2 separate regions of the Homo sapiens genome follow, and region 2 is linked to region 1. Evidence: read pairs that join two places in POLR2A ChIA-PET (ENCODE). Cell type or tissue: GM12878. All regions are shown on one strand. Links, peaks and the distances in the headings refer to the core of each region. The heading gives the core; the rest is flanking DNA. Region 1 has its middle 640 kb from the start of TFAP2A-AS2. Region 2 has its middle 870 kb from the start of HULC.

Region 1 (12,655 bases), core at 3,163-11,162:
AGGAGAGGGGCTACAGAAGAAAATGGTGTTTTGTGCTCATATGATCAAGGCAATAAAGAAAGTAGAGTGAAAATAAAAAGTCTTCTGAGAGGAAGAAGGAAGCTTTTGGAGCAAAGGAGTTAGGCCCTGAGAAATCAACAGGGAACATATGCCGTGTCAGCCTCAGGCCCACCCACAGGAAAGAAGCAGATGTGAATGTCACCTAAAAGGCAAACTGGATTAGAATCCTTCACATGCACCAGTAGGGAGAGAGTTACCACCCACTCCAAAGAGCAGCAGCCTGTGTCATTGCCTCCCTATGTTGGGCAGACAGACTAGGATCCAGTGATTGGCCCCTGTAATTTCTGCCCCTTGGTATTCCTACCCCGTGTGATCCTCTCTCCTAGAGTGTGGGTGGGACCTATGACTTGCTTCTGGCCAATTGAAAATGGCAAAGGTGAAAAGATTTTGCAGAGGTAATTAGGCTCCCAATCAGCTGGTTTTGAAACCAAACGGGAGACTACCCTGAGTGGTCCTGACTTAACTGGATAAAAGCCTTTGAAAGAAACACTGGCCCTCCTTGAATGAAAGACTCTCCTTGTTGGCTTCATAAAGTAAGAGGCCATAGAGAAGACCATATTGCCTGGAACTATAGGTGTCCTCTGGAAACTGTGATCAGCCTTCTAGCCATGGATAGTAAAAAGCTGTCCCCCCACCCACCGCCCCAACATACAGCCACCAAGAAATCAATTCTGCCAACAACCCAAAGTAGTGTGAAGGGGATTGCTCCCCAAGTTGAGCCTCCAGATGAAGCACAGCACAAACAAAATCTTGATTACAGCCTTGTAAGACCCTAAGCAGAGGACCCAGTTAAGCTATGCTCAGACTCCTGACCTATAGAAACTATACGATTAAAAATAATGTGTTGTTTTAAGCTGCCAAGTTTGTGTAATTTGTTTTACAGCAATAGAAAACCAACACATTATGTTTACTCCCCTGGTATCTCCCCTCTACCATTAACATCTTATTTTTACACTGAAGATATTTTAGTTACTACCAAATGCTTTGCATGTTTCCCCAAAACAAGCAGGTCATTATTTTAATAGTTAAAATATAGGCTGGAGAGCAGAGAGTTGTGAAGAGTAGCAGAGAGGACAGAGCCTCAGCTAGTAATAATAGCTAGGGCCAGCCATGGTGGCTCACACCTGTAATCCCAGTGCTTTGGGAGGCCAAAGTGGGAGGATCACTTGAGGACAGAAGTTTAAGACCAGCCTGGGCAACATAGCAAGATCTCATCCGTACACAAAATTACAAACATTAGTTGGGCATGGTGGTGCATGCCTGTAGTCCCAACTACTAGGCAGGCTGAGGCAGGAGGATTGCTTGAGCCCAGGAGTTCAAGGTTGCAGTGAGCTGTGTTTGTGCCACTGCACTCCATCCTGGGCAACAGACTGAGACTCTGTCTCTAAAAGATAATACTAGTATCAATAATAGTAATAGCTAACATTTGTTGAGCATTTGCTATATACTTTGAGCATTTATACTATTCTAGTTTTTATATACATATTTGAATTCACTAAAATAAGGCTGGTACCTCTAGCTTCATTTGTACAGATAAAGAAATTCGGATAAAAAGAGTTTGAGAAACCTGTCTAAGTTTACTCAACTAGAAATTTGTAAAGCTAATTTGTTTGAGTTTAGGTACTATGTTCCCAGAGCCTGTATTCTTAGCCACCATGACTTATTCCCTCTCAGTACAAATATATGGTCATGCATTAGCCACATCTAATAAAGATCACTCAATCCCTAATTATACGTGCATCATTGATAAATTACTGTCAGGAATAGATCTCCATAGTTATTTTGCTCTGATGAACCATTCTAGAGCCGACTTTGCTTCCCTCCGCATGGCATCTCATTCTCACTCCACACCCACTGAACTCTGCAGAACATGCCAGTAGAATACAACTTAAGACATTATATTTTTAAAACTGCAGAACGCATGAACTAATGTCTATGTATGAATCTGAGACTAGTTAGAGAATTCCACGCCATATGAAAAGAGCATAGATGCACTAGTTGAGTATTGGTAAATTAGCCACCTAATGTCTCTGGACTTCAGATATATAATCTGTAAAATGGGAATAAGAGTATCACAAGGGTGTTCTGAGCACCAAATGAAAAAACTGTGGAAAAGAGATTTATAAACTAAAATTCTGCACCCATGGATATGGTTAGCTAATCAGAGGAATGAGCGCACATTGCTTTCACCGTATTGCACAAAATAATTCTGAAGGAATGAAAGTTGGAGGCCCTTAAGAAGACTTCTTAGCATAAGAATTTTATATTTAAGATTCAGTTGATAAATAAGAAAAGAGTACTGCTCTCCTACCAAATATCAGGAATGTTTCATTCTGGTCATAGTGCAGACACAATGTTGAAGTTAATATTTAGGGTTTGTTCCTTTGGGACGAGTCTGACATTTTTTGACCTGTTAGGTTTCAGGATATGTTTCAAAGCAAGAAGAAAAATTATATTTTGAGGTGACTGTAACTACCTTTTTTGTTGCTGAGATTGCATGTGTTGTATCTATTTAACCCCTATAAAGGGGGCATGAAATAAAGGGATCATGGTTGTATCATGAGAGCCTTTTCCAAAAGGCAACATTTATTTTCAAGTGTTTGGATTGCCGAGACAAAGATTTCTCTCCAATGTACAATTCATCAACCTCCTTACTCACTGTAAAATCAATCTGTTCTGTTTGTATGACATAAACAACAAGTCATTTCTCAGGAATGAGGCAGACCATATGTGAAGGTGTTTCAGAAAAGCACAACAGGGAATACGCCAATCAAAGAAGCATCTGCATTTTATTTCAATGTCAAATCACATGTGTGTTATAAAAAGGAAAGTGTATCAGTTTTATTAAAGAATAACTTTCCTGTTGTGATGTGTAGTTAACCCATACCTCCCCTAAGCAGTACAGTCAGGTCAGCGACATAGACAACTGGCCGAGAACACAAAAAGAGCTCAGCCTGTGTGGTCAGCAATGTGCACTTTGCAAACATCTGGGCATATGCCTATTCCCTACCTTTGTAGCCGGGAGGAGACTTGCCACAGAGGTAAGTCCATCATATGCATTTTCCCCCAAATCAGCACTCTCATCAATGCATTGATATATATCAAAGAAGCTTGAAATTGATAGAAACAGGAAACTACGAAAAGACTAGCAGAGTTCTAGGGAGAATTTACTTTTTATGATTGGGACTGAATTGAAATGGAAAGGAAGTGTGTTCTAGTGTCATTTCCACTTCTTATTAGCTGGATGACCTAAGGCAAGTCACTTAGCTTCTGTAGGTCCCAGCTTTATACTTGTATAAACTGGCAAGGCTGAACCAAATAATCCCAAAACCCCTTTCTGCTCTACAAATATGTGGTTCTCTGGTTGCTTACCCACGAAGTTACATTTGAATACTAATGGAAACATTTTAAGATTGTCTTGTTACTGAACCTTCTCCCCATTTAGGAGTTAGGTACCTCTGAAAACTATGTTAACTTCTTTAAACCACTGGAGTGACATCTACTGTTTTGAAACAGTCTTTAGTGCAATTTCCAGAGGTACTTATCACATAATCTGGCTTACTTCTTTGGAGAAATCACTATACAAAGATTAAGGTACTGCATTACGAAGCAGGGAACCCAATTCACTCCACAGGGAATGGATTCTATAGCTCTGTTTACACAGGCAAATGAGTGGCTATTTGCATAATTAACTGAATGGACATTGTAAACATTCTCCCTGAAGTCCTTTCACTCAGAAAATAATAATAATTAAAGCTTCCCAGTGGACAGTATCTTTTTTGACCTGAAATGCACATATATCTATCTATCTATCTATCTATCTATCTATCTATCTATCTATCTATCTATAGATATGCCATTTATCTCTATATACTCATGTCTAACATATAATTTTTAGAATTCAACTGTTCATTTTCTTTTCTGTAGGACAGAACATACATGTGTCACCTACAAAGTATCAGTAGGGCTCCTACAGCTACTGGTTTCAAGTAGGATAGAAATTATAAATGTTAACAAGAGGTAGTAGAGGAAGCATAACTAGCAAAACAGTAGCCTTGGCCATAGGGAGCATTAAACTGAAATCACTGCAGCTTAGTACCTGGGAGAGAAGAAGGAATCTCTATTTCTAAGTAATAGAATATAAAATTCCAGGGAAGGATTTGGGTGGCCTGGTTCAGATCACATGCCCACCCCTGGGCCAATCATAGTGGTCATAGGAACATAACATATATCATGCCCAACCCCATGGAGTATGTGTGAGGTGAGGGGAGATCTGTTAATCAGAAAAGAGGGGAAGCAAAGGCACTTTTGGGAAAGAAACATGTCCACCAGGAAGAAATGAGAGCCACCACAGACAATCTGACTCAGAACATCTAAAGTCATCCTCAAATTTTGTACCACTGGCCTTTTCTCCAGAACTTTCTTCTGGCAATACCAATATTTCTTATTTTACCCTAACTTTTTGTATATTATTTCAACAAACATGTATTCAGTGCTTGCAATTTATAAAAATATTGAGGAATATCTTGGGCATTTCATATTATCCAACACATAAGCAAAAGATAGTCAACCTGTCACACAGGAATATATCTCAAAGTAAAAATGTAAACATCTTGTGAATAGAGGTCTTGCAGCTGACAAAAAAGGCAGTCAGGATGCACATCCTCTCAGGGACTATCCCAAAGATTGTCACCTAAGATTACCTGACCCTGCTGGCAGCTGACCAACTAGAGTGAGATGTGCAGGAAGAGGGATGTCATTAGCGGCAACTCAGCTGAGTATCTTTTTGGTTGAGAAAAAAAGTACGACAGTCTTAAAATTAGGTTTCAGAAGCCATTTTTATAAAATTATTTGCAGCTACAAATGAAATAAACTTGCATTTGATTAGCTAAGAGTCCTATACATCAAAAATATGTATTAGAACCTCCTGAAGTTTTCACAATCTACCAAATTCACCAACATTGGGATATTCAAATGAGTGCTGGAGGAAAAGGGAGGAGTGAGTTGGGGGTAGGAGATAGAGCACATCAGACAGAAAGAAAGAAAACATACATATTTAAACTTGCTGCACTGCAGCAAATGCTTCCCACCCGACATCATATAATATCTTTGAAGCTGGGTAGTACAGTATTCTGTGTTAAATGCATTTTATGGGGATTTGGAGAGGATTTAGGTAAAGGCTGCCCCAATAAATGATTTACCAGCTCTAATAAAACATCAAGGAAATTGTTCAGATTGTATCTCAAACCATTTAAAACAGACATTTATAGAGGTTTCAGCAGCCCCCATATCCTCAACCCCTGGTTTAAAAAGAAATGTGTATAGTGGTTAATTATCCCATATTACCCTTTTTTTAATGGTAGCAGTTTCAAGAGAAGGGAGAGATTGGAAGTCAATAAATAGGTATAATAGCGAAGGGGTCTGGGAGAGAGAGAGAAGTGATCACGTATTCCTCCTTCTATTCACTCATTCGGTAAGTATTTGCTGGTCATATTATGTACCAGGTACCCTAAAGCTAGGACCTGGAGACCTAGGAGTGACCAGATAAGGGGGATTCCTGCCTACAGCTTCTGTTTAGTCAGAGGAAACAGAAATGAACAAATCAATGAAATAAACAGGAAAGATTATTTTATATTGGGGTTAAGTACTTTAAAGGAAACCAACAAGGTGATGAAAAAGCAAATTGCCAAAATAGAGGTGGGTCCCACTTTGCATAGAGAGTCAGGAAAGGCTTCTCTGGGACATAAAGTGGATGCTGCAACCTCCAATCACATCGCTAGGAACAGGCAGAACATGCTAGATAAAGTGGAAAGGCGCTGATGTCATCAAGCATTCAGTGTGTCTGAAGAACAGAAAGAAAGGCAGACATAGAAAGTGATAAATCATCTCAGAGTGACCTATGCCCTCTATTTTAACCCTTGGAAAATGTATTTCCTTAAAATGGGTTATTAATAATGTTAATAATAATTGCCTTTATTAAAAATCTATGTGTTTTAGTTGCTGTAAGAATATCTTCTGTACCTTATCTCTCAACTTTCACAATATCCATCAAATCCCAAGACACAGATATTATTATTCTAGTTTGACACAGGAGAAGGCAGCCTTAGAGAGCTCAGACAAATTGTTCATGATTACACAGCAGTGGCAGAACTGGAATTCATACTCATGTTCATCTATCTACAGAGACTACACCTTTTTGGTTCCTTTAACTTGTTTCGTTCAGCAACTATTTGAACCCTATGAGAGGAACTGTGCCCACAGAAATGAATGAAGCAAAATGTTGTGGACTGTTTCTAAAGATGGCCACACAATATCTTCCATTCCAACATGCCCTTTTGCAATATCACCTTTCCACTCCTGCATCAAGAGGGAAGTCTATTCCTTCTCTTGCTAGCCTTGAGACTTATTTTGACCAAAAGAAGAGCTTTCCATTATGTCTTGCCTGAATTCCCAGCCCTCAGAATTGTGAGCAAATAAAATGGTTGTTTCAAGAAATGAAGCCTTGAAAGTGGTTTAGTGATTTAGCATGACCAAAATGCATAAGGAGCTCAGCGTGGAGAGGGAAACAAGCATACAAATATCTTTAAAATAATGCGAGTGTTCCCATATTTATTGCAGCATTATTCACAATAGCCAAGATACACAAGCATCCTACATGTCCATTGATGGATGAATGGATAAAAAATACAGCATATAAACACAACTGAAATACTATTTAGCCTTACAGGAGAAGAAAGTTCTGTTATTTGTGACAACACAGATGAACATGAAGGACATTATGTTAAGTGAAATAAACTAGGCACAGAAAGAGAAGTACTGCATGATCTTATTTATATGTGGAATCTAAAAAGTTGAGCCTACAGAAGCAGAGAGTAGAAGTATGATTACCAGAGGCCGAGGAATGGGGAGGTTGGAATGTTGTAGGTCAAAGGATACAAAATTTCAGTTGGACAAGAAGAATAAGTGCAAAAGTCCTATGGTACAAGATGGTGACTACAATTAATAGCAATATATTGTATACTTGAAAATTAGTAAGAGAGTGTTCCCACAAGAAAAACATAATTATGAGAGGAAATGCATATGTTAAATACTTTGACTTAACAATTACAAAAAGTATACATAATTCAAAGCATCACGTTATACACCATAAATATATACATTTTTTACTTGTCAATTAGAAAATAAATGACTTTTAAAATTTAAAAGTACTGTGAGTGGCATCACGAGAGAGCAGCGGAGAAGCATTTAAGTCAGTGTTGAGCAGAGGTGGGCAAACTTTTTTGGGAAAGACCCAAATAGTAAATAATTTAGGTTTTGTGGGCCACACTGTCTTTGTCTCAAGGACGTAATTCTGCCATTGCAGAGGAAAACAGCCAAAGACAACACATAACCAAATGAATGTGTCTGAGTTCCAATTAAACTTTATTTACAAACGCAGAGGGAGAACAGGATTTGGCCCCAGGAGCTGTAATTGCCAGCATCTGGCCTTCTTAGAGCATCAGAGGACACCAACTGAAGGCATAGTGCCTGAGAGTAAAGCATCTTAAAGGATCAATCAGGAACTGAAGCTCTGAGATCCTGGGAAACCCTTCAGCCTTTTAACTTAACACATAAGATAATAACCGCATTGTGACACTGCATATTCTAGACTCTGAAAGGTCATTCCCAAAGGGCAACAGGGAGCTGAGTCATCAGAGAAGGCCTGGAAAACAGGAGAAATGGAAGAGCTGGGAGCCTGAGGGCTTAATGAAGCTTTTCCTCCAGCCCTGGTGAACCCCGAATAAGAACTAAGAACTTAGCATATGACTCACCAGAAGCTCCAGCCCTCTCATTGCATTAGTCTGTTCCCACGTTGCTACAAATATACTACCCAAGACTGGATAATTTATAAAGGAAAGAGATTTAATTGACTCACGGTTCAGCATGGCCAGGGAGGCCTCAGGAAACTTACAATCAGGACAGAAGGGGAAGCAAACACATCCTTCTTCACAGGGTGGCAAAAAGGAGAATGAATGAGTACTCAGTGAAGGGGGAACCCCCTTAGAAAACCACCAGATCTCATGAGAACTAACTCACTATCGGGAGGACAGGAAGGGGGAAACTGCCCCCATGATTCAATTATCTCCAGCTCGTCCCTCCCACAACACATGGGGATTATGGGAACTACAATTTAAGATGAGATTTGGGTGGGAACATAGCCAAACCATATCACTCATCTACATACATCAAAGTAAGCACCTAAAACCTCTGTTCTGGAAGTTATTTTATTGAATCTAATCTAACAAGTATGTCACTACTCCCCTTAGAGACTATCACAGAGTTTCTGAAGAATAGGGAGCATGCCTTTTTCTTACTAGCAAATAGCATCTCTTGTACATGTTTTCTTTCTAGGAGAGCCATGCGTGTTTCTTGTCTTTGAGCTCTGTAGCTTCCCTTTATGCCTGATGCTTCTCAGTCACAGACCCTGCTTCTCTTAATCTGGAAAACAACTCACTCTTTGGCCTGAATACCACACTCTGGCAGCATCAGGAAAGCACTGGTGAAAGCATTTAGAGTTCTAAGTTAAGATCAATGGGAGTTCTAAAAAATGTGACTGGGCACAGGAAACTTGAGCTGATACCATGTTTTCCGATGGTGGTTCCAGGATGGAAGAGTGAAAGTAAATTCTGAGAACCAAATCAGATAAATCCCCAGTGGAAAAAGAATTTCAGGAATAGATCTTGGGGTGGGCAGGGAGGCCATGGGTAGGTATGAATGACTTTGACTAGGTACCATCTCTTCTTTCCAAGGTCACTCTTCATGTCACATGGCCACTGTCATTCCTCCTCACCACCATTGATGGACACCACCATTGCAAAATTCTGTACTCCTTACCTCTGAGAAGATCCATTGCCCACTCTTTCATGCTTTTTTTTGTTTGTTTGTTAGGAAACAGGAAAGGTTCCCTTGTCCCCTTGCAGGGCATGCAATGGGGATGTGGCTTGCTTCTTCAGTGCCCCGCTGCTCAAACCTCTAGGGGACCATATAGATGGGCAGGCTTTGGGGCTCTGACCCCACAACAGTGTCTAGGGGTGAATGTTTACAGCTGAAGCCCCAGTGGTCATGTGTTACAGAGTGCTCTTTTGGTTTAGCTTCCATAGGCGGCTTGTGTTAACCAGCTCAATTAGACCCTCTACTTTGTCGCAAGGACAGAGGGTTTTCTGTATCCCAGGTTCTTGCCTTGGTGTGCTGGAAGAATCGGATCAAACCTAGGTTTGGAGAATGAATGCAAAGTTTTATTGAGTGGAGGTAGCTCTCAGCAGATGGGGGAAGCCAGAAAGGGATGGAATGGAAAGGATTTCTCTTGGAGAAAGGCAGCCCAGGCTCTCCTCTGACTGCCCCAGCCAAACTGTGTGCCATTCTGCCAGTCAGTGGCCTGCCAGCCTGTTGGTGCCTGTCAGTGTGTCCCTCTCGACATCCAGCCACCCATGTGTTCCTCTGCTGATGTGCTCCTCTCTACGTCCAGCCACCTGTGTGTCAGCCTGCTAGGGTCTTGGGGGTTTTTTTAGGCACAGGATGTTGGTGTGGCAGGCCAGGGTGAAAATGCAACATTTGGGCAGGAAAACAAAAATGCCTGTCCTCACCTAGGTCCATGGGCACAGGCCTGGGGGTGGAGCCCTAGCCGGGAACCACACCCTTCCCCGCTTCTGTATCATTTAAAGGGACCACGCCCTTCCCGTCCCAGCACTTCTCTTCCATATCAGTTATATGTGCGTTCACAGAAACAGATACACCCGTAAACACATCACCAAGTAGAGAGAGCAGTAATTATGACCTGCTTAGATCTTAAGTGAACTAAGGGATCCAGCATGTGTCAAACCCAACTATCCCCCTAATTCCATCTCTGGACTCTGCCCACACCAATTTGTCACCATTTCTTGATTACAATCTTCTCCCCAAGACTTGGCTCAAACTTTTTTTGAGAACCCTTCCCCATTCTCTAGTAAATTTAGCCATCATCTTCTCTGTGTGCGCATGTTGCACTTCGAGCAATTTTTAAAAATACCATCATCAGATCACATTGATGTTTTTAAACATTAATATTCCTCATTGGACTATGAACTTTCTGAAGTCAGAGTACACATTCTATAGCCTACAATAGGAAGGCAATCAATATTTTGAATAAACAAATAATAAAATAATAATTCTTGCTGGAGTCAATAAATTTAAATTTGACAATGGAAAGAAAGGATATAGTGACTCACCAAACAGAAAATCGGTGTTCCTCCAGTTCCTCCAAGTAAGATATGTCCTGTGAATAATCTTCAGCTTCTCCAATTCTCCAAACAGTTGATTTTCCTTTCACAGAATGATCCGTCAGGCTATCTCCCTTGTCAAAGAAATTAACAAATATGAAAAAAATGAAGTGTTTTATTAATAGCAGATTGAAAGTTCACCTAGTTTCAGTGACATTTTCCCCAGAATGACTTATAGAATCATTGATCATAAAGAAGCATCGTTAGGCATGGGTTTTGCATTGAAATTATTGCTTTATGCTCCAGATACCCTCACTAAATTTTTATCTCTGTAATGGCAGAGACCACGACATGTTCACTTTTGTATTATTTCACATGGGACAGCTTATGTAAATGTTGTCAGAATGGAAAGACAAACATAATGATGGTCACAGTATTTGTATTGAATCAGGACTTCTGGGTGCAAGTGGAATAAATGCAACTTGAACTAGCTCTCAACAGAGTAATTTGAAGGTAGGTTTGAACAACAAGTCTATGGAGAAGGCAGAGAGAAGGAAATTCTGCTGAATTTCAAGAACACCGGAATCAAGGACTTGAAGGCTACCAGGACTCTCTTTGCCTCTGTTCTGTGCTCTGGCAGGTTACTTCATTCTAGCATTGTCGCCAATAGCTCCTGAGTCCCCCAGCCTGTGATTCTCAACAGCATCCATTTAAGCACAGGAATTGCATAATGTCTACGGAGCTCCTTACTAGAACTTGAGAAAATTTTGTAACCTGTGATGATGGGTCCAGAAGGCAGACTGAGCCCTGTGGCTCAACTAAGGGTTCTTGGGGCCCTGCTATGGCAGGGAATAGGGAGGGGGAGCAGCTAACCTAGCAGGGCTCTTTCTTCCTCTCCCACCATAAAAGCTCGGGTTTTACCTGTTTTATTTATTGGGGTCTCCTGTTAAGCTTTTACTATAAATGGTACTGACATGGTTGAGATGTTATGTAATCCCCAGTGTTGAAGGTGGGGCATAGTGGGAGGTGCTGGGATCAAGGTGATGGATCCCTCATGGCTGGCTTGGAGCTGTCCTCAAGATAGTGAGTTCTTGTGAGACCTGGTTGGTTAAAAGTGTGTGGCACCTTTCCCATTTCTCTCATGGTCCTGCTCTCACCATTTGATGTGCCAGCTCCCGCTTTGCTTTCTGCCATGACTGCAAGGTTCCTGAGGTCCTCACCAGAAGCACATGCTGCAGCTATGCTGATACAGCCTGCACAAGCATAAGCCAATTAAGCCTCTTTCCTTTATAAATTCCCCAGACTAAGGTATTTCTTTATATCAACGCAAGAATGGCCTAACCCACATGCTGATAAGGAGTTTGAAAATCATTAGTCTAGAGAAGCAGAAAATCAGGCATGACTTGCATTTATAAGACAGTTTTGTTAAAACTCCTCTTCCCTTTTATTTAGACCCTTGTCAAATGTTTTAAATGATTGTTTGTAAGAGGTCAGTTGGTTGAAATTCCTTGATATTAGTCCATACAAGTTTTAGCACAACTTCGTAGTTGGAATAGCTTGAAATCGCAAAATGTTGCTTTGGCTTGGCAGGTTGTTGTAGCCAGGAAAACCTAAGCATGAAACTCGGGTGAATTAGATATGTCATCAAATCCCCAGTGAACTCAACAAGGCTCATTTATTTTACTATGAAATTGATCAATTTGATTACCTTAAGAACAAAATCCAGTTATGACAGATATCAAGTTAAAGTAAGTGCCTTTCATTGTGGTCCTTTTTATCTTTTTTAGCTTCTACAGCATACAAGTATTTTTGAGTAGACTATTCAGTGTTGATATTTTTAATTACTCCATCCCTAAGTAAATTAAAGAGTACCAATATTCTTGAAAAAATATGAGATCTTTGAATTGTCCCAACTAAATATATTTGATTGGCACACCTTGCCAGGTTGCTGATAAAAAGCCTTTGTAACTATTTAAAATTTCAATTTGATGGCATTTCCTTATGAATTGCTTAGATACTTTATTCAATCTCATTCAATAGAAGGTTGAAATGGCTACCAAGAACTATACCATAAATTTGGTTTATCCACCAAAGCTGCTGATTTGATGGAGGTTTTTCATGACACAGTGCATAAATTGCTTTCTTTTTGGTTTCTCTATGAATATCTACATAGTTTCTTCAAACTAAATTCATAGCAGAAACAGGTTATAGTATATTTCTTTGTCTTCCGCAGCACTTAACATGGTTATAAGCATATGGTAGATCTCAAGAAATAGCAATTAGAGGCCATTTTATTAAGTACTCACATTATAATAACAACAGTGGACATTACCTCTAGTTGGCAAGTCATAAAGAAAAAC
Region 2 (12,655 bases), core at 2,485-10,484, 250 kb before region 1:
AGACATCTTTATAACTTATTTCAGCTCCTTTAGAGTGAACCTGACACCATTTCCCCTGTTAAATTTTTGGCTCTTATATTACCGAAGAAAGTGGGCATTTGACAAACAAATGTGCAGGAATAGGGGGTGAGAAGGGCATAAGAGCGTGTTCAAATCTGTTTAAAATTAGACATTCAGTGTTGTAGAGTCAAAACTATGTTCTCCTGTGTTTCTTACATGGGCACATACTTCATGGGTTTAATCATGGTTTGCTGTAGAGCATTTATAACACTTGCTGTGAAGCACTGTTGATACAATGAAGCTTTTTCCAACAAGTAACAGCATGATGGTGGCAAAGGTGAGGCTCTGGGAGGAGATTTTAGTTCATCCTTGGAATTTGTTAGCTCCATAGCTTCCTGACAAGCTTAGTTAGTGCTTCTCTAACTTTCCACAAACTTTGCAGACCCTGCTAATTTATATTTTTTTGTTGTTTTCTTTTAACTGGTTCTCCATATCCATGGAATTTAGCAGTTTGCCTTCCTTCCTTCCTTCCTCTCTTTCTTTCTCTCTTTCTTTCTTTTTTTTTTTTGAGACGGAGTACCACTCAGTTGCCCAGGCTGGAGTGCAGTGGTGCAATCTCAGCTCACTGCAACCTCTGCTTCCTGGGTTTAAACAATTCTCCTGTCTCAGTCTCCCAAGTAGCTGGGATTACAGGCACACGCCACCATGCCCAGATAATTTTTGTAATTTTTTAGTAGTGGCAGGGTTTCACCATGTTGGCCAGGCTGGTCTTGAACCCTGACCTTAAGTGATCTGCCCGCCTGAGCCTCGCATGTACTGGGATTACATGCATGAGCCACTGCGCCTGGCCAAAAAAAAGTTTCTAATAGCTAAACTAAAAAAAGTTTTTAAAAAAAGATACATATCTCTTTCTCATCTATATGATATAGGAGAGATAGATATATATGTATATATGAGATACATATTATATATACACATGTATGTGTGTATAAACATGTATATATACATACATGTATCTCACATATACATATGTATCTCCTACACATATGTATACACATATGTACATATGTGTGTGCATGTATGTGTGTATAAATGAAACTAACAGCGTCTTGCCATATAGCTAGTGGTAATAAAGAAGAAATTTTAAATGCACTTTTATTGTTGGCCTGAGTTTTCTCTTTTTTCCTGGAAATGTAGGCCAGCATTGGCCATATGAAATGAAATGTGAGTCACTAGTTTGAGCTATCCGTGTAATTACACATTTTCTAATAGCTAAACTAAAAATAGTTTTAAAAAATTAAGGTGAAATTAATGTTTCATATCTTTAACTTTTTTTTTCATTTTTTTGAGCCAGGGTCTCATTCTGTCACCCAGGCTGGAGTGCAGTGGCACATTCATGGCTTACTGCAGCCTTGACCTCCCAGTCTCAAGTGATCTTCCCCCCTCAGCCTCACACCTCCTAGTAGCTGGGACTACAGGTGAGCACCACCACACCCGGCTACTTTTTAATCATGGCTTTTATTTAACCATTTATATCTTAAATTTTATCATTGAAAGAGGAAACCAATATAAAAAAAATTAGTAAGATACTTTACACCTCGTTTTGTACTAAGTCTTTGCAATCCTGTGTGTGTTTTTCACTGACAGCACTTCTCACTGAAGAATACTCACATTCAAGCGCTTCTTAGCACACATGCCTGGCTGGTGGCTACCACACTAGACTCGCAGTTCTCACCCAACTCTTTGGCCTTTCTTAGCCTGAACTGCAGAATACTGCTACTAATAAACGAAACAAAGCTTTGCCCCCACAAAGCCCTGCTGCTGAATGCTGACTGACATTTGAACAAAGAAAATGTCCTTATATTTAAGCATCAGAACTATTACTTTTCCAAAACCTCGCAACCCTTGGGTCACTTCAGGCCATTCCTCATGATTTGCATTAGGTGTTCTTCGAGACACAACATTAATCCAGTAATAATTAAAATGATATACTGTACTATTAACATTCTGAAATCTTTAAAGCAAAGTGATCTATGCCTGCAGCGCTGCCCAGGCTGGCTAATTAAACAGCATACAGTTGTAAATGGCTATTGTAAGCAGTTCCCTACTTAAAAATACAGCTCTGAGAAGTGCAGTTTATAGTGACAGGGGCCCTACCAGGATTGATCAGCTTTAAATAGAGGCCGATGCAGCGCACAGCAAATTTTACTTGAGAGGTTGGTATCTTGCTTTGCTGCCAATGTGAGGCTTTGGTTTTAACCCGGGCTCCTGTTGAATGACAGGCCCTGGGCTGTGTAAACTGGACACCCTGTGGGGGCTGAGGTTGCAGGCTGGATCCTCCCCTTGCTCTTTCTCCTGTGAGTCAGCATTCCTGGGAGACGTAGCCAACCATCCCAACGAGAGGAACACTTGCTCCACTCCACCCAGCAACCTCTAATCTGCCGTGATGGGACCTTGAGCCAAGGGATTTGGGTGTGTAAAGGACTTCTGCAGCAAAGAGTACCTCTAGAAATTGCTTTTGTGAGGTTCTTTGAGGTGCTAATCACCTTTTATTTGAATTGCTCTGACTTATCATTTAATAACTCCAGAGGACTTTTTACTTCCTTGGCAGGAGGAGGAAGGTGATTCCTCAGATAAAACCAAAACCTAGAGCTGCACTTCTGAAGGAAATTGCTGCTCAGGTAGGGCTGGATGTGTAGGTGTTCTCCATGGGCCCATGCTGTGCCTGTACCAGCGTCCTGAATTGACGGCAGCAGAGGGGTATCTTTCTTCATTCTTCATCATTTATTACCTGAGGCAGAATGAATACTTGGCTCCATTCGCTCGCTCTCTTTCTTTCTGCAACAATTAGAACTGAATTATTTGCTTCTTGCTTTCCCTTTTCCCACTTGTTCCACCATTCATATCTAAGTGAGTAACTTCTCAAGTTTTTCTACACTAATGTTTCCTGGTTCTGTAAAGCAAGTGATAATTGAGTGGTCTTAATCCCTTGAAATGGAACTGAAAATCTGGAGGTAGCTACATCAGCAAAGAGGGAGTGGCAGCCTTTTTTGTACATTTCACTTCCTTTCAGGACCTCCCAGAGAAGACCTCTGATAAACTTTTTTAGTCCTAGGTAAAGCCTGAAAGTCAACTGAGTACAGCTGCCATTTTTATTTCACCTTCTTCTTTCCACCTGCCAATCACCCAGCAGTGAGCTTTAAGTCATCAGACATCGTTGTGCCTACCTCAAGGGTGTGTACAGTGGTGTATACAGTGCCTGGCACAGAGTTAGACTCAATGAGTGACTGAATGAATGAATGAGCGAGTAAGTGATTAAGTGAGCTCACATTACTATCAACTCAAAGTCACACTTTCTGGTGATCTCTCCTGAGTCTTAAATTTGAATTTTGATATTTCAAATATTATATTTGAAATATAATTTCTATATTTTCAAATATAGAAATTATATATTTCTATATTTTCAAATATAGAAATATATAATTCTATATTTTCAAATATAGAAAAATGCTTTAAAAAAACCCCAAAACTACTAGGTTATAGAAGGTAGGTTGTCCTGTGTTACTACTTCTGCTCTTCCTCAAGGTTCCCAATATTAGAGTCAATAAAAATATGTTTTCTTAGCTCAAGTATTAGGTGGAATTAAGAAAAAAAGTACTGCTATATTAGAAAAGGAATTAGATTTGTGATTCAAAGATAAAATTACTGAAGATGAAATCTGAGTATGTGCTCTAAATAATAATTCCTCTAGGTATCCAGGTATTCCGAAATTCTATTTTTAACATCTGTCTGAATAAGTAGGGGGTTTGAGTTATCCCCATGCTTTTCAATCCATATAATTATAATTTACATTTACCTAGAGTTTCTATTTAATCTGAATAACACATACCCCTCTGCAGAGTATGACTCAGTGAACAATATACTAAACCTTTGGAGTGTTCAAGAGCATATCTTTCTAATGCCTCAACTTGCCCAAAGGAAGCATGAGCTGATCACCAAACAGATGCCCTGCAGTAATTAGATTAACTGGATGAATAACACGGGTTTAAACCCCATCCGTATTTTATAAATACATTCTGGACAATCCCTTTTGATCAGAACAGGTCTAATTGCAATAGCTGAAACTGTCAGAACTGTCAGGAGGCCACTTTCAAATATTGGAGGATATGGTCAGATCTAAAACTGACATTGTTTGTAGGTTATTCCCCTAGAATAGGTGGCTTTCCCTGCCAGCTACATTGTCTACTTTAGCAAAGAATTGGGAGGTTCTAGTTGGGCTTCAGCCTAATACAGACTGAGATTGTTGTATAAAATGTGACTTATAATAGAAGTAAAGAGGTGAAGATGATTTCACTTATATGTGGAACCAAAAAAAGTTGAACTCATACAAACAGAGTAGAAAAGTGGTTGTCAGAGGGGCTGGGAAGTGGAGGGAATGGGAAGATGTTGGTTAAAGGGTAGAGAATTTCAGTTAAATAGGAAGATTAAGTTCTGGAGATCTATTGTACAGCATGGTGACTACTGTTAATAACAAGGTATTGATACCTGAAAATTGCTGAGACAGTAGATTTTAAATGTTCTCACCAAAAAAAGAAATAAGTATGTGACATCATACTTAACTTTATGAATATGTAAACTTTATTTAATCATTTCAGAGTGTGTGTTTGTGTGTGTATGTGTGCATGTATATATCAAAACCGCCTGTATACCACAAATATATATAACTTTTATTTGATCAATTAAAAAATAAAAATGTAAATAAAAACTGCTGAAGAATAAGGAAACGAAGAAATAACATTTAGGGAGTAGGGTGAAAAAGCATTGAGACATCAATTTTTTCATTAGAATCTTCTCTAGGGTACTTTGAGCATGGCATTAAGTCCATTTTGCAGGACTCATAAGACTGTTTTATATATATAATACCAAAATATCTACATAAAATGGGGTTAAAACAATGTCCAAATATTCAAGCCATAAGCAAGTAGCTTCTATTTTTTGGCATTAGGCAAACTGTTTTTACATAAAATCGATTAGGCAAGTGACCAAATAAATAGATGACTTTTCAAAGTAACTATTTTGACCTAATATAAACATAGGGCCTCCAAAGTGAAGCAGAATATATGCATCACGGGGTTCTATTGTAAGGTATTTCCTGATTGGAGTGATATTTGAAACTATGTAAGTAAAACAGTTCATTGTATTCTAGATATCACCTCCCCTAATTTATAAGTAATAGCATTTATTTAGACTGGTTTTAAACTGTTATTCTTCTTTTTTATGCAATTAGTTTTTACACAGGACATAAATAAAATTAGCATCTATACCATTAGGTATCTTAAGGAAAATGCTGAACTGCAATTTTCTTTGTTTCTTGGATGAAACAAAAATCTATATATATATATACACACACACACACACACATATATACATATATACACACACATATACATATATATATACTGTGATTAGTATAATTAGTTGTGTGCACTGTCACACGAATGTGGAAATTTTCTTACAATTATTTAATTATCTACATTTCTGATGATATTCATTGATCTACCTGTATCGACTCTTACTTCAATCTATTCTCTTTTAAATATCATCAAGTATATGACATTCAGATTATGCTAACTTTACTAACTCTAAGTTCTTACAAAGATGATTAATTTCTTCTGCATGAAAATTTTAGCCTCTAAACATCGACTAAACCCATTTGGACATATATTTCCAATGATGACTAAATGCACTGATATATTTTATCTAAACAGAAATTCAAAATAACTTCTATATCCCATAGCCCTTACCATCAGTCTTAGTAAAAACAGATCAATAGAAAACAGTATAGCAGAACAGCAAACATAAATACTGAAACCTTATTTGTAGATCTTTGCTATAAATGTAACACCCACCACACACAGGGAGAGATACTGGAAATAGCTTTCTTCTGTAATAAGTACACTGCTCCTTGGGAGAAAGGTAAACTGCATTATGAGATTAAGATCAACACAATGAAGTTACTTTCTAAGGGTCTCATACACCCAAGTTTATGTTGAGGAGGAAAATGTCCTTTTGGTAATTGAACTAAAAATCTAATGGACATGATGGATGCTTGATTGTGTCCAAATGGCATGAAAGCATCCTAGGAATTCCATACAGAATTCAGTTAACTATTTTATGAAAGTGGGAGAAAAAATCGAAATAAAAATTGAATTTCAAAAAATTGAAATTGAAATGTGAAGTGAATTGATCAGCTACTGTTTTAGTCTGTTTTGCATTGCTATAAAGGAATCCCTGAGACTGAGTAATTTATAAAGAAAAGAGGTTTATTTGGCTGACAGTTCTGCAGACCATACAAGCATGGCACCAGCATCTGCTTGGCTTCTGATGAGGCTTAAGTAACTTACAATCATGGTGGAAGGCAAAGGGGGAGCCAGCATATCACATGACGAGAGAGGAAGCAAAAGGGAGATGACAGGCTGTTTAAAGAACCAGCTCTCCCGTGAACAAACAGAGCGAGAACTCACTTATTACTGCGGGGACAGCACCAAGCCATTCATGAGGGATCCTCCCCCATGAACCAAACACCTCCCACAAGGACTGCCTCCAACATTGGTCACATTTCAATGTGAGATTTGGAGGGGACAAATATCCAAACCATATCAGCTGTTTTGGAAACATGTAGCTCAGAACATTATGGTGATTGGATTTTAACATTTCGGCTCAAATATAAAACATGGGCTAATATGAAATCCAGGCATATCACCATATAAACAGAAGTCTCATCTTGATTTCAAAGATTTTTTTCCTGCATTAGTAGCCCATTATTGTTCTGTATGTGTCTCAACCGTTTGTCTTAATGTGTCAAATTTACAACGTTGCTAAGAATATGAGTCACATCCTTAAATACCACATATTCATGAAAAAATCCTCGGAAAGTGAGTCATTCAATGAACTATTGGGGGAAATTTTTAAACTTAATAAAGAATACCTTTTTAACAGGATAACTTGTTTCTCTTCTGACTGCCATGATTCTGTCTCACAGACTTCCACAGAAAATATCAAAGATTTTAGCTGAATAAATAAACAAAAGACCAGGCAGATAAACTGACTTCTCAGGCCCAAGGTAGTGACCTGTGTGACAATTTGGTCTTGGAGGCCTGATGTGAAAACCTCTTGCAGCCTCTGGGTAACGATGATTTGATTCCTATCTCCCCCATAGCCATTCTCAGCCTCTCACCTTGTGGGCTTTCCCTATGCACTGCACATAATCGGCAAATCAGTGGGGTTTTCCATTTCTGTCTCTTCTTCATAATTTGTTTTTCCCCTTTACTAATCTATTCAGTTCTCCAGCCCACTCACGTGATTTTGCATGATAAAGTTACAACAGGAAGACTATTAAAATAGCAGCAAATACTTTCTTTAAGCCAGGTGTATGTCATCTTTTGACACATATTGTCTCTCTTGATTATCACAACAACCATCCCAGGTAACTATTATTATTATATTATTAATCCCATTTTACATGTATAAATGTTACACCAAAGAAACATAACTTGCAGGATAATCAAAGAAGGATTTTATTTTGATCTTTCATGTGTATTATATGGGGCTTGTTTTTCCCCTATGCTTGGATGCAATTTTTGACAAGTCCTCTGGTTTTTCTGCTTACAGGCAAATAATGAAATCAGTTTCTGTTCAGTGATTAAAAAGATCATCTCCACATAGTGGTACCATCCTCAAATTTAATAAGTAAGGGCTTCTTGCCATTGTCCAGCCCAGGCCTGTGTAGTAAGAGGGCTGGTTACTCTCCCCTCCCCTGCCTTATACATTACCTCCTCTTCTCCATCCCACCGAGCTTGGTTTCGGACCCTCCAGAATGGGAGAGAGGGAGAAGTTTGGGCAGAAGGGAGAAGAGCAAAACGTCTTATTAGATTAATATTGTTGGGAAATTGCATTGGTTCTTGAACTTGGCAGATATTTTATGTGACTCTTTTGTGGGTCATTTCTAGTGCCTCCTCTTACATTGTTAAGGATTCGTCTTCAGCAATTACTTTAATTTATGCAAATACAACTCTTCCTGTAGGTCACATGGTCACAGTGTCCCTAACGGTCTAGATCAGTGGCCTTGCCTGTGTACACAGCCCTGTAGAATCTCAGGCCTACCGTCATCATAATATTTATTACACAACATTTGAATTTACACAACATTTGAACATTTGAAAATGTTCTTTGTTCATTAGAAAGCTCTCTCCAACACAATCTAAGATAATCTCAGCCCAGCTCTTTCATGCATGCAGCCACATCTGGGACAAGGAGTAGAATTCACAGGACCCAAGGCACAATCCAAAAATTATCTTCAGCCTTTTTTTTTTTTTCAGTGTCAGAGCTAGATGGTCAGAAAAGTGCTGCAAAACTGGTTTTCCCACGTTTTTTGCTTTGGTATGTGCCATTTATTGACTGGAAACACCACTAAAATTGTTCTTCGTTAACATTCTATTATTGTTGAAAACATCATGCAAAAGGTAATAAAGATTAAGTAGTTTTAAAAGTGACAATACATTTTCTAGCTTTTGTCTGATCAAAGAGAACTGTCGTTTTGAAAGAGGATTCACTGCTGCAAAATTATCAGTGTTTTGCCACTATCGTTTTTCTAGTTCAAGACAAAACAAAAACCTTCTAACAGGTTATATCTTTAAAGCATTGGAAAGATGACATTTCATATCAGTAACAAACTGGACTAAACAGTAGTCAGTACTGGCATTCATGAAAGAAAAAGACATAGCCTATTGGAGGTAAAGCTGCACTATCATTCACAATGGATAAGAGTCCCCAACAGCTCGGTCAACTATAATCCCAAATATAATTTTTTCTTGCAAATACTTTTATAAACACTTGGAACACATTAGTACATTTCTTAGAACACAACTGAAAAAAAAAGACAAAACTCTGATTGGTTTCTAACATCCTGGAAAAATATAAGAATTGCTTTGTTAATGTTGAATTTGTGTCACAAGAGAGGTTCAATATTCTGAGCCTGGGCAAATGATCTACACATGTGAGTGTATGTGAGTGTGTGTGTGTGTTGTGTTGGGTGTGCATATCTACTTGTGATATGAAAACTGGCAACATACCCACCAGCAATTTGTGTCAATCTAAAAATGAAGAACAGAATAAAAGTGTAGACAAGAGAAACATGACTATCTAGAAATCAGGTGGGCAGATCAAGCTTCAAATGCCTTCCTTGCTTCAAACATATGCACGTGGCAGATAAAAAGTAAAAAACGAGAAAAACTAAGAGGACATAGCCAGAATCAAAAATACAGTAAACATCTCTGTTGCCAGAAAGAGAGCAGAAACATAAAATGGTGAGGGGCAAGAAATGAAAAGTTGAATGCAGGTCGTGGCGACTGAGTTTGTCTGAAGGAAAATGGAGATTAAACTTCAAATAGAATTGAAAAGAAGAAGAAAAAAGCCTCCTCACAATTTGAAACCTGAAAGTAAGACAAAAAGTCATCACTAATCTCTGTCTGCAGCCATGACTCTTGGAACATAACACATCAAGAAACCAAGTGCAGATTTTCAACCAGGAGCTAAGTCAGCTGCCCTCTGAGCTCATTCCTGAGATATGTGATATCCCCAGCCTGGCTTTGAGTCAGGAAAGCTGCTTCTATGACTTGACCTGATTCTGGATTAGGCTATACATATAAACAGAAAATCATTGGACAGGGAGGGCTTAGCACAGAGATGGGGAGTAAAGGCTTTGGGATGGTTCCACTCATTGCCAGCATATAAACCAAATTTCTAAGGCATGTGAATAAGAAAGTGAATAAAGTAAGTTAAAACCACTTGGAATAAAAATGTGTTATAGGTTAAATGAATTGTATAGATGAGTCTGACCAGGCTTTTGAGATATGTATTAAACGTTCAAAAGGAAAACATGAATTCTACTTATTTTTTAAAACTTGTAAAACAAAACCAGTCACAAGTAAATCAAGAACAGGTAAAGATAATAATAATCTGGCATATTTTAGGCCAGATAATTTTCTAAATGTTTTGCATGAATTAGTATGTTACTACAACTGAACGAGGTAGATACTATTATTATCTTCATTTAAAAATGAAAACAACTCACTTTGGGAGGCTGAGGTGGGCGGATCACGAGGTCAGGAGATCGAGACCATCCTGGCTAACACGGTGAAACCCTGTCTCTACTAAAAATACAAAAAATTAGCCAGGCGTGGTGGTGGGCGCCTGTAGTCCCAGCTACTCGGGAGGCTGAGGCAGGAGAATGGCCTGAACCATGGAGAGGGAGCTTGCAGTGAGCCAAGATCGTGTCACTGCACTCCAGCCTGGGCAACAGAGCGAGATTCCATCTCAAAAAAAAAAAGAAAAGAAAAAAGAAAGAAAACAACTGAGGTACAGCGATGAAGTTACTTATCCAAGGTCATACACCTAGAATGTGGAAGAGTAGTCTGGCTCTAGCATTCATAGAATATTATATTCAAACAAGAAAAAAGGCAGGACAGACCATAGTTTATAGACGGCAGAAGTGAGAATTATTGAATTGCAAAAGATTCCAACAAGAACTCAGGACAGAGCTAAATAGACAAAATTTTAAAAAGCAGGAGAAGAGAAAGTAGATCAGTTGAGAGCTTCCAACCTTTGTCTTATAAGAGAACTAGAAGACAGGCCGGGTGGTGTGGCTCACGCCTGTAATCCCAGCACTTTGGGAGGCGGAGGCGGGCGGATAACGAGGTCAGGAGATTGAGACCATCCTGGCTAACACGGTGAAACCCCGTCTCTACTAAAAAAAAAGAAAAAAGAAAAAAATTAGCCTGGAGTAGTGGCAGGTGCCTGTAGTCCCAGCTACTCGGGAGGCTGAGGCAGGAGAATGGCGTGAACCTGGGAGGAGGAGCTTGCAGTGAACAGAGATCGCGCCACTGCAGTCCAGCCTGGGCGACACAGCAAGACTCCGTCTCAAAAAAAAAAAAAAAAAAAAAAAAAACAACTAGAAGAGAGTGCGCGGAATGGTAACGAGGTAATACTTCTAAAAGGAACTGCTGGGTTTTTTTTTTTTTTTTCAGTATTTAAGAAATATATAAGGTCTTCAGAACACAAGGCTACTGTAAGTACCCAACAGAAAATAAATAGCTAAATCTGTATATAGACATGCTGTAGCAAAACTGCAGAACATAAGCAAAAGAAAAACATATTAATATTCTAAAGCAATCAGGGAGAAATTTTACCTACATTAAGAGGACAATGAGAATCAACATCACTCTTGTCAAGCAACAAGAGAAGCTATGCATTAAGCAGTAATACCTTTAAAATTTACAGAAAAAAAAAACAAATAAGCTTTTAACTTTGAAAACTATTTTAAAATCAGACAGATTGCAATTACCAGATGGAAAAAATTGACACTTTAAGATGTTTGCCTAGAGGTCAGATGTGCCAGGCCGGGCCTGAGACGTAAGAACTAGTTTCAGTGGGATTCTACCCAAATTGTACATGGTAGATACCCTGGGATCATTCTTACAATTCACTGTCCTTGAAAGCCCAGAAGTCTACACTGTCACCTGGAATTCACCTGGAGATCTTTCATACAACTCCTTACCCAGTTCTTTAAGTAGTCTTTTACATGTTTTGTCTTCTGATTTGAGTAGATGGAAATCTAACCTCATCTAGGTTGCAGCTAATTTTCTTCATCACTTGAAAGTTTCAGCTTATATTTTTATACACTGATTTCAGAGTTTACGCTCATTTTCTTGTTTTTCTTTCTTCTTTTTAATTGTTTTGTTTCTGTTTCTTAACTTTTCAATGTTGGTTAATTTCTTTATATGTAGGGTCATTTGGGTTATAGTAAGAAATGTTTTTCCTGCAAGGTTGCTAGCTATCCCTTGATAATTTTTTTCACCATTGTGTGATGGAGAAATGTAAGCTCATAATTATTTTCTTGTGGTATGAACACTTATGAGATCTACCCTCTTAAAACATTTGTAAATATGCGATACTTTATCATTGACTCTAGGTACAATGTTGTACAGCAGATCTCTAGAGCTTAGTCATCTTGCTTAACTCAAACTTTAGCTCCATTGATTATTCATTCCCCATCCCCCACATCGTGTCCCAGCCCCTGGCTACCACCATTCAATTTCTTTGATTCTATAAAGTTGACTGTTTTAGATATCCCATATAAGTGGAACCGTTCAGTATTTGTCGTTCTGTGACTGGCTTATTTCAGTTAGCACAGTGTCCTCAAGATTCATCTGTGTGTAGCCTGAGACAGAATTTCCTTCCCTTTTGAGGCTTAATATTATTCCATTGTATGTATACACATTTCCTTTACGCATTCATCTTTTGATGGACATTTAGGCTGTTTCCATGTCTCAGCTATTGTGAATCATGCTGCAATGAATATGAAGAGATTAATATCTATTTGGGATCCTGATTTCTAGCTGTCTGATTTTAAAATGTGTTCTTTTGAACTTAGCTAAATTAATTTACAACTCTGGGAACCTTTAGAATTAAGTACAGAAGTCACAGAGCATGAAAACTCTTATTAATATTTTTATATTCACTTTAAGATAATTTGTGTTTGTTGTTTAAAATGTTTATCATGTCTTTAAAATGTGGCATATGAAGTCTTGTGACTTTA

What was found. ChIA-PET counts read pairs that join two places held together with the same protein. Peaks named below come from ENCODE experiments on the same cell type or tissue, not always from the same donor. Only the 100,000 strongest peaks of a DNase experiment are listed, where the experiment ranks them.
Region 2: POLR2A ChIA-PET joins it to region 1 with 10 read pairs; 1 of 35 experiments calls an interaction of 5 or more read pairs at or near these places.

The regions. Positions count from the first base shown.
Region 1 is chr6:9,758,627-9,771,281 of GRCh38, forward strand. It overlaps the pseudogene OFCC1. Among named protein-coding and RNA genes, the nearest start is that of TFAP2A-AS2, 640 kb to the right of the region's middle. In GM12878, for the core only: no CTCF peak of the experiment used is centred there; DNase peaks (open chromatin) are centred at 7,660 and 8,125; H3K27ac peaks cover 470 bases.
Region 2 is chr6:9,514,053-9,526,707 of GRCh38, forward strand. No RefSeq gene overlaps it. Among named protein-coding and RNA genes, the nearest start is that of HULC, 870 kb to the left of the region's middle. RefSeq lists enhancers at 6,300-6,379, 6,786-6,835. In GM12878, for the core only: no CTCF peak of the experiment used is centred there; DNase peaks (open chromatin) are centred at 6,389, 6,929 and 7,259; H3K27ac peaks cover 689 bases.